Regions from separate parts of the Mus musculus genome. Here region 2 is linked to region 1. A link is a loop called in an ENCODE intact Hi-C map of the cell type or tissue named here. Cell type or tissue: left cerebral cortex. All regions are shown on one strand.

The links. Peaks named below come from ENCODE experiments on the same cell type or tissue, not always from the same donor. Only the 100,000 strongest peaks of a DNase experiment are listed, where the experiment ranks them.
Region 2: a loop joins it to region 1, with 3 times the contacts of the local background. A loop is called at or near these places in 2 of 42 quality-filtered maps.

Annotation. Positions count from the first base shown.
Region 1 is chr2:104,683,398-104,688,397 of GRCm38, reverse strand. It overlaps Tcp11l1 (t-complex 11 like 1), which reads left to right. Exons shown (of 10, transcript NM_177190.5): 7 at 1-20; 8 at 2,854-3,035; 9 at 4,132-4,304. Among named protein-coding and RNA genes, the nearest start is that of Gm6306, 24 kb to the left of the region's middle. In left cerebral cortex, a CTCF peak has its summit at 2,805 (motif pointing left); DNase peaks (open chromatin) are centred at 924 and 2,812.
Region 2 is chr2:104,449,465-104,454,464 of GRCm38, reverse strand. The region is part of intron 2 of Hipk3 (homeodomain interacting protein kinase 3); the gene reads left to right. Among named protein-coding and RNA genes, the nearest start is that of Mir1902, 23 kb to the right of the region's middle. In left cerebral cortex, a CTCF peak has its summit at 2,010 (motif pointing right); no DNase peak of the experiment used is centred here.

The DNA of each region.
Region 1 (5,000 bases):
TCCAGAGACCTTTCCCTGAGGTAGGTGCTGTGGGCACCTTAGCCATTCACACGCTGTCTCAAGGGGCACAGTTGGTTTTTTGTTGTTGTTTTTTTTAAAGACTCTTATTGTTCTAGCACATATGTGTACATTCTACATATGAGAAAATATGCAATGTGGTCCTTCTTTTCCATTCCCACATCATTCTCTCTTGTTCTCCTCCCTTTGTGTTTTTGAGACAGGGGTTTTCCATGTACCCTTGGCTGTCCTGGAGCTTGCTATGCATTCCTGGGTAGTCTTGAACTTGTGGAGATCTGCCTGTCCTTTCCTCCTTAGCATGTGTCACTCCGTGCTTTCTGGTATATTTTCAGACTTATACAGTCCCCCTGGCAGCATCGTTAGCCAGCGGACTTTTCTCCTCCTTTCAGTTCTGCTTTCCATATTTGTCTGTTCTGGATAGTTCTTATTGTTTGTTGTTTGTTTGTTTTTTAAGATTATTTAATGTATATGAGTACACTGTTTTTATTCAATTTGTCATGATTTTTTTTTTAAAGAAAAGATGTGTATGGGTGTTGCACATCCTTAATTTCTGAGTTCAAGGCCAACCTGGTCTACAAAGTGAGTTCTGGAGATAGTTCAGACAGAGAAATCCTGTCTCGAAAAAACAAAAACAAAAAACCAAAAATAAATAAATAAATAAATAAATAAATAAATAAAATAAAAAACCATAAAAACAAACAAACAAGCAAACAAAAAACCCTGGTTTTGTTTCACAGCTTGCTCTCCAGAAACTTCTGCCACTCCCACGGTGAGCATTATCCTAAGCAGGTCTAGCTGCAGGAACCATTCAAGAGGATGACTAATGAGGGGTTCCCCACTTCTCTGGCAGAAACTAAGCTGGTGTGTGGCTTCCTCTGTCTTCTTTGAGAGCACTTGTTCCTTTTTTCAGCTTCAGACCTGCAGCTTCTGTAAACGTCTCTGTCATGGCCCCTGTGTTTCCTTTCAAGAGCTGTAAGCTTCCCTTCTTGCCTGAGTTCCCTGTTGGTACTAAAGGGGACCTAAAGGTGGTGTTGGCTTGTTAGAAATTGTGACACTGGGTAGTGGCATGAGATCTTCTGGAGGGAAGTTCTCGACCTGACACTTCTCTTACAATGGGAAGATGGTGGTTTTTACTGGGACTGCATGTCTGTTATTGGCAGTCTTCTGCATCCTGAAGTCAAGTCTTGCCACGCTAACTGATATCATGCCTTTGTGAGCAGTGAGATAAATGGAAGCTGTTAATGAAGAAACCTCAGTCTTCAGGGAGGTTTAACCTCCTAAGGAGTCCGGGCTCTGACTCCGTTATCTGGTTATTGTTTTCAACACTATAGCCCATTCCCAAACTCTTGTTGATCCTCCTGCCTCAACATTTCAGGATTACAACATAGACCACATCCCTGTTATCTTCTTACAGCAAAGCAGGTTCATTCATTCTGTCTGTCTGTCTGTCTTTCTTCTCTCGCTCTTCTTTTTTCTTTTAGTTTTATTTATTTTATGTATGTGAGTACACTGTCACTCTCTTCAGACACACCAGAAGAGGGCATCAGATCCCATTATATTTGTGAGCCACCATGTAGTTGCTGGGAATTGAATTCAGGACCTCTGGAAGAATAGTTGGTATTTTTAACTGTTAAGCCATCTCTCCAGACCCCAGCAAAGAGGTTCTTAGAGCTTGTCTGATTAACCTGTGAAAACTCAGATCTGGGCCAGGCATTGTAGTGCACACTTATAACCCCAGTGCTCTGAAGGCAGAGGCAGGTGGATTTCTTTGAGTTTGCCGCCAGCCTAGTCTACAGAGTGAGTTCCAGGACAGCCACAGCGATGTGGTGAGATCCAGCCCCCAAGCCTACCCACCCCCCAAAGAAAACAACCAAAAACCTCTGAACTGAATCAACACCTTTTTGACCTTGCTGCTTTTCCCTCATCTCCTCTGGTAGCTAGGGATAGTCAGGTAGGGTGGGACCTGGGTCCTTTAACACTAGTGTCTCTGTAGGGAAGGCCTGGGTCCTTTAACACTAGTGTCTCTGTAGGGAAGGCTTGGGTTCTTTAACATGAGACGAAGTCCACTTTCAGGTGGCTTTTATGTGGTTATGAGTTCTGCTCAATTTGTCATTTCTGACTGTTCTCTTTATTTACATACCTGAGTTGGTTATTGTTTTTGTTTGTTCTGAGACAGCCTCACTTTGTATCTCAGGCTGGCTTTAGACTCATAGCAATCCTCCTGTCTCAGCTTTCTGAGTGTATTTGTGGGTGGGTGGAGGGGTGCCCACCTTGGAGCTCTTGGAGTTCTTGGGGCTCCTTTGTGCTATGGATATGAGGATGAATAGCCGTAGGCTCTGCTTCAAGATTCTCCCATCTATCAGCATAGGTGATTTCCTGATTTGTGGGGGATAAAAATGGGGTCACCTCAGGACTTGGATGTTTCCCTTTCAAGTCTGGGACAGTTAGTTCTGGACACATAGGAAGGCATTGGGCACCCTAGCTTCATCTTCTTTCCCTTCCCTTCCTGCTACTGTACCTCCCCTCCTACTGATGGAGTAGTGGCTTTCAGCTGCTCCCCTGCTGGGGGTTTCTTCATCTTTCAAGGCGCTGTAAAAAGGGCTGTCCCTTTTTGTATAGTCTCAGACAGTAAAGGCACTTGCCTGAGGTCATAGTCCTGTGAAGGGTTGGGTTTATCGCCAGACCTGCCTGAGCTAACATGTGGTGCTCTTCTAGCTCTGAAAGGCATGCAGGACATCTGAAAGGGTACCACAGAGCAGGCGGAGGTGCGGCTCTGCTGCCCTCTGCTGGCCATCTTGAATTTCTGCTCAGCAGTGCCGCGTGTGTTCATTGCAGACAGTTTTGATGGACCAGTCTCGTTTCCAAGAGCTCCAGCTCCAGCTGGAGCAGCTGGCCGTCCTGGGAGCCGTGCTGCTGGTCACGTTCAGTACCGCTGCACCGGGAATTTCTGGGCATGCCGACTTTGCCGAGAAGCTCAAGATGATGGTGAAGACTCTGCTAACGGACATGCATCTGCCGTAAGTGGCTGGGACCCTAGAGTGGATGGACTTGTAGTGTACAGTGGGAGTTTCCCAGTGTGAGGCCACTAGGAGATTAGAGAAGACTTTGCCTACCTGAAGTTTATTTATGGCTATCATGTTCAAGCTACAGGGAACTGTGGATTTTACAAGGCTCTAGGGCTGTGGTTTTCAAATGTCTGAAAGGCTCAGAGCCCACAATGAGCAACGTGGCTGTGACCAGAACATTCTAACACAGATAGACTGAAGTAGACACCTCCCGAGGTAGAACTTGTCCTATGTTTAACCTGTTTTCTAACTTAATCTTATTTACTAACCAGTCACCCCACTGACTTGCACCTACTGAGTTGTTCAACTAGCAGTAAATACCATGACCTTAGAGAATCCAGTGGAACGTAGACCTTGGCCCCAGGACAGTCAGTTGCTCTAGCGCCTGAAAGGAAAAACAGAAATCCACAGCTAGCCTTAGCTGTCTTCTGTCTCAAAAAACCAAACCAACCAAAACAGCTGCAGAGGTTGGGGATATGCCTCAGCTGGCAATGTGCTTACTATATATGAGCCTGGGGCTTGATCTCCAGCATGGTTAAAAAAAAAAAAATCAAGATACAGAAGAGCATTTGATGAATAGGGCTTCCCTGTCCTGTCCCACGGCTACCCAGTTTCTGGTTCCTGTGTTTCCTCTGTTGGTTGTTAGAAGCCAGCTCTGATTCACTGATGGCATGAGCTTTGTGCTTTGAAGCTTGGGATGTAGCTCTGTTGGGAGAGTGCATGCCTACTGCATGTGCCTAACATGCTCAGAGCACTGTAAAACCCGACATCGTAGCTCACAGGTCTAATCTTGGGAAATAGAGGCAGGAGCATCTGAAGTTGACAGTTTTCCTCCGCTGTAAAGTACAAGTTCTAGACCAGCCTGGGTTCTATGAGACCCCGCCCACAGCAGAGAGCAACCACTTTGGTATGATTAAAAAGGATCACAGCCTAGGAGATGAGGGAGCAGGGAAGGGAGCCACAGGTCCCACACGCTGTCATCCTTGTCACGACAGGGCCAGGGTTGCATCCCTTGGTCTCCTGCTCCTCTTTCCCCTCTCTGTTCTAGTTCCTTCCATCTGGAGGACGCCCTGGCTTCCATTGGCGAGAAGGTGTGCCTGGAGGTGAGCAGCTGCCTCTCCCTGTGTGGCTCCTCCCCATTCTCCGTTGCTAAGGAGACCGTGCTCAAGGGCCAGATTCAGGCCCTCGCCAGTCCCGAGGACCCCATTCGCAGGATCATGGGTACGTTGAAGGGACATTCTCTTGGAGGGTGTCTTATTTACTTCCTATTGCTGTAGTGAAATACGATGACCAAAAGCAACTTGGGGGGGGGGGATTTGTTTCATCTTAGAGTTGTCAGGTCATACTCTGTCACTGAGGAATTCGAGGCAGGAGCTGGAGCAGAAGAAGCCACGGAGGAATGCTGCTTATTGGCTTGCTCTCCATGGCTTGCTCAGCCGGCTTTCTTATATAGCCCAAGTCACCTTCCAGGGTGACACCACTCAAGTTAGCTGGGATGTCCTATCTCAATAATTAACACACCTTTAATCCCAGCACCTGGGAAGCAGAGGCAGGAGGCCCCACAACAGCCAAGACTCTACAGAGAAACCCTCCCTCGGAAAAGAAAAAGAAAGAAAAGAAAGAAGAGCAAATATCCCACAAACCTGTCTCCATCTGACACAGGCATTTTCTCAATTGAGGTTCCTCTTCCAAGATGACTTTAGCTTGTGTAAGCAACAGTAAAGATGCAGTGATTAGAACAGAGGGCTGGAGGGCAGGCCCTCAAAGGAAAACAGAGCTAGGCATGCAGTACAATCTAACCAGCAGTCAGGAGAGAGAAGCAAGCGGATCTCTGTGAGTTTGAGGCCAGCCTGGTCTACATAGTAAGTTCCAGGCAAGCCTGAGACCTATAGTGAAACCTTGCCTTAAACCAGCCAG
Region 2 (5,000 bases), 230 kb after region 1:
GATTTAGATACAAGCGGTAAGTGGGGAGAGAGGGGACCCACTTAGAAACAGGAACGTTTAAGACCAGTCAAAAGGATCAAAGGAATCCTCACTGTGTGTGGCTACAACAGAGTCAAGACATGGTTGCCTATTAGAAATATTTCTGGTCTTTCTTGTGAGCGAGGAAAGAGTGAGACTTCAAAGGTTATATACATATAGATTTACAAATTTTAATATCTTTTTTCATTTGTTTGTCAAGACAGAGTCTCAATGTGTAGCCCCTGTTGTCCTAGAACTGACTGTATAGACTAGACTGGTCTCGAACTCAGAGCTCCACATGCTCCTGCTCTCCAAGTGCTGGTGTTAAAGGGATTGGTAATACACCTGGCCTATTTTAGCATTATTATTTGAAATATATCTGTAAGAAAAGGAATAGAAACAAAAAAGGAATATTGTCTCAATATGGCATGCTTTGTGTTGAAATTCTCAGCCTTTGAGAGGCATCATCTAGACTGAGTTGAGAGGTTTCTTCTCCACATCTCTTTCCTGTTTTTCTACTCTGCTGCAGGGAATATAGGATCTGGGAGGCGTAACTTCCTGTAAAAGTCTCATAGGCTTCATAATGGTAGAAGTTATTTATCTTAATGTGAAGTGGTTAAAAGAATGGACACATCTGAGCTCCACTTGCACTTCTTACTGCTGGACAGTCCTGCCAAGGAGCGTACTCGAGTGCCTGATTCTATATTTGTGTGACTACCAAGTAGCTAATACTTTCTAAAATACTTAGCAGGGCTATGGGACACTTATAGTCCGACTCATAGTATTATATTAAAAACATGCTATTATTTCTGTTATTGTATGTATATTTTTATTTTTGGAGATAAGAGTCTCATATCCCAGTCTGGCCTTAGTCCCCAGGTGTGGAGGATAGCCTTGATCTTCTGGTCCACGGTCACCAGCTCCCGAATGCAATGCTGGGTTTACAAGAGAGCACTACTATGCCTGCTTCTGCAGTTTTGAGGATTAACTCAGGGCTTTGTTATGAATGTATTAAATAGATTCCCAGCTCTAGTTACTCTTGTAATTATATGTTCTTTAAATAATTTACATGGAGTGAAAAGTAGGAAGGTGACATGTTGAGAAAAGAAAGGATTTGCTTGGAGGTGGGGTGGAGTTAAAGAGGTCAGGGTGAGCAGATCCAACTATATTGTGTGTGTGTGTGTGTGTGTGTGTGTGTGTGTGAGTGTGAATGTGTGTGTATGAGTGTGTGTGTGAGTGTGTGTGTGTGTGTGTGTGTGTGTGTGTGTAGAAAAGTGCTCTAACAAGGTTACTAGGTTACTTAGGTGAAGATGGGCTGACTCCTGAGCACCTGCACTCCTATTTCATTCTTAGTAAACTTAGAGGGCTGGGTGAGGTGATAGCAGCACTCAGGAGGCAGAGGCAGGGGTATTTCTGAGTTCCAGGCCAGCCTGCTCTACAGATTGACTGAGTTACAGACAGTCAGGGATACACAAATCTTGTCTCAAAAAAATAAAACAAGAAACCTAAAACAACAATAACAAAAGACAAAGAAAGAAACTTCTTTTGCACATTAATATTTCTAATATTACTATTACTACGTCATGAAAGACTGGTTGAAATCTCTGTTGAACACGCTTCTACCCCTGGCCTAGAGGGAACGTTAAAAAGCTACAACTAAAAACCTGATGTCTGCTGGATCATTCAGTCCATGAATACAGGGCAAGCTGTGGTCTCCTGTCCGTTACTATAGCCACTCTTGTCCACGATGTAAACAGACACGTCAAACCCAGAGGAAACTATCAAGATTCTCTTCATCCCCTTTGTCTTTCTATATCCCTTTTCTTTTGCTTGTTGTAGAAAGTTACAGGCTATTTAATCATAAAAGGCTGTAGTAGGTAGTTTCTTAAATTATGGACCTATTTTCAGAAAAAAATTTTTTTAAGGTTTATTTATTTATTATGTAAGTACACTGTAGCTGTCTTCAGTCACACCAGAAGAGGGCATCCAATCTCATTACAGATGGTTGTGAGCCATTGTGTGGTTGCTGGGATTTGAACTCAGGGTCTCTCCAGCTCTCGCTCCAGCCCCGCTTGCTGTAGCTGTCTTCAGACACCCCAGAAGAGGGCATGAAATCTCATGGATGGTTGTGAGCCACCATGTGGGATATGAACTCAGGACTTTCAGAAGAGCAGTCAGTGTTCTTAACCGCTGAGCCATCTCTCTAGCCCCACAAAAATATTTTTCAGGTCAGTTAATATTTTCATTTTCTAAAATGCGATGAATTTCTCAATGGCCTCTGCCTCCAGCTCCAGGGGAGTCCAAAATCTCTGGCCTCCTCAGACACCTGCACACACATACACATACCCACACATAGACATACACATAATTAAAAACAAGTCTTTAAAAAAAAAATCTCAGCTCCATTCTTATACTTGATAATTCTGGGCCCTGCATTTCTTTTCTTTCGTTCATAGCAAACCATTTTAAGATCTGCCACTTTCTGTGCTTCTGTGGGTGGGCTGCACTCAGCCCAGCAGTTCTTGTATGTGAAATCTTTTGCTTACCTGAGTTGTTGCAGTTTGATTGTACAACATTTTCTTTAAATGATCAATGCATTAACAGTTATTTCTATGGCACCTGACCCATTGCTAACTCTCAGTAAATGATATCTGTTTTTGTTCTAAGTCCTAAGATGTTCAGCTGTCTTAAATGCAAGCTGGCTAGCATGTCAGAGTTTCTTGCCTGCTACCTGTTGAACTTATATATTTGATTCTACCAAAAAATTCCTCTAGTTTCATGAGTTCTAAAAGCTTTGTTAAAATTCATTGCTTGGATAGAGAGCACCTGCTATGTGCCAGGCAGTGTTCTTTAGATGCTAGCGTCACAACACTGGAACAAAAAGTCCAAGTCTTGTGCCTTCATAGAATGCTAGTCTGCTGGAGCAAGCGGAAAAGAGACAATGAGCCAATATAGAAATCAGTTGTTGGAAAGTGTTACAAAGGAACAACCGAGCAAGATCTAGACGGAAAGCCAAACGCCACAGAGTCTTCCACTTGTGTAAGACTGCGACAGGGTCTTTGTAATAAAATGATCATTAAGCAGAAAGTCAAATAAGAGAAGGCAATCAAGTCTTGCTTCTTGGAGTAATCTCCCAGGTATCCTTAAGTGGAATCGTTTGAGCAGGTTTGAAGAGGTTTTTGTGCCAATGCAGTTTGCTCACAGCATGTTAAGAGTATGGCAGGAAATCCTGGTGTAGCTGAGGTTTGGGACCACTGTGAGGAATTGTTCACTAAGATAGGATTCTCCTGGGGATTCTAGGGTGAGGAATGCTGTGGTCTGGTGTATGTTGCCTCTCTTGCTGCTATCTTGCTATGTGGCAGAAAACAAGGACAGAAGCTGAAACAGAAGTTGTTGGTGCAATCCAAACAAGATGTCCATCTGGATTAGAGAGTGTAGTCGTGGAGTAATGGTGAAGGTGGAGTAATGTGGTCGGTCAGTTCTGCATCTATTTTGATGCTAGCTAGTGAGATTTGCTAATAGATGTGGAAAGTGAAAGAGAAGGGGCATATTTGACCTTCCTGGCTTGGGGACTGAGAAACCAAAGATGGGGGAAGCTGGAGGGTGGAAGTGGTTAGAGGACATAAGTCTTTTTCAGTTTGTTCACTTTGAGGCACCTTAGATCCACCTCCTTCCCCGTTCCCTGCTTCTCTCCCCTCTCTCTTATGTCTTCCCCTTTGTTTGCCCCCCCCCCTTTCTCTTTCTCTGCTGGACTTCTAACCTGGACTTTGCACATGTTAGGTAAGTGCTCTATCACTGAGCTAAGTTAGTACTCAATCTATCATTTTTTTAAAAATTGCCAAGAAGTATACACAGTTTATTGCCCATCATCTGATAAATGGTCACCTAAAATGTATGCAACGGGCTAGGTACTATTTAGCAATAAAAAAGAAATACTAAGAATATAGTACATAAACAAAAGCTGTTGGGATGACCCATACCTTTAGTTCCAGAATTTAGGAGGTAGAGTCAGATGGACTTCGGAGTTCCAGGCCACTCTGGACTGCAGAGCAAAATGGAAGCTGGCTAGCCAGGACTACATAGTCAGACTCTTGAGTACAGGTTACAGAATGCAGGTGATCAGTTTGTTGTGATTCCTCAGGGAAAATAAATGTAGAAAGAGAAGGTTGATGTTCAAAGTTAAGCTAGGTACAAGAGTTAATGAAGCAGAGCTAAGACGTTGGTTACTGAGAACATTATGCCTCTGTCCTAAACACTGTGCTTTAATGGTTGCACAGTTCTGTGACTGTTTTGGAACTCCTCAGGACTGTGCCTGTCTTGTCTGGTTTTTGTCATTGTTGTTTGTTCTTAAAACCTTTCCCATACCTGCCTCTAGCTTAGAAGACCTCTGAATTGAGTGGTTTTAATATTCCCAAAGATTAATAATTTTTTTATCTTGTTTAAATTGGTGTTGTATATCTCAGTTGTCTTTACCCTGTCAAAGTCAGGAAAGCATGCAGGTGCACACACACTCTTATCATGAAGCAGCATAGAGCACACCTGCCTTTTATGTTGAAGAAATCATCATTGCCTTGAGCTTGATCAGACCTGGGCTTAAGTCTGAGGCCTAACACATCAGCATTACGCTTACTTCATTAACACAAAGAAATGAAGATTTCTGCTTGTAAAATCACTCTAGTGGGAGACATCTTCTGACCAGTTCTCCTCCCTGTTCTACTCCTACCCTGGCACCCCAGGACCTCATGCTTGCTAGGAAGGCCTTCTAAGGTTGAACTACATCCATAGCTCAATACTTCTTGATGAAAATACCACCAACACAGATTCAGAGTTTAATAGTGACAGCCCATGGTACCTGCAATTATAGGTATAGTTGTTTCTAGAACTGGACATACTGAACCTAAACCAAGACAGCCCTTTTCCTAACAGCGATGGAATTATTTTGCTAGTAACTCAACATTTGACTTGAACAAGTAGGTAAAAAT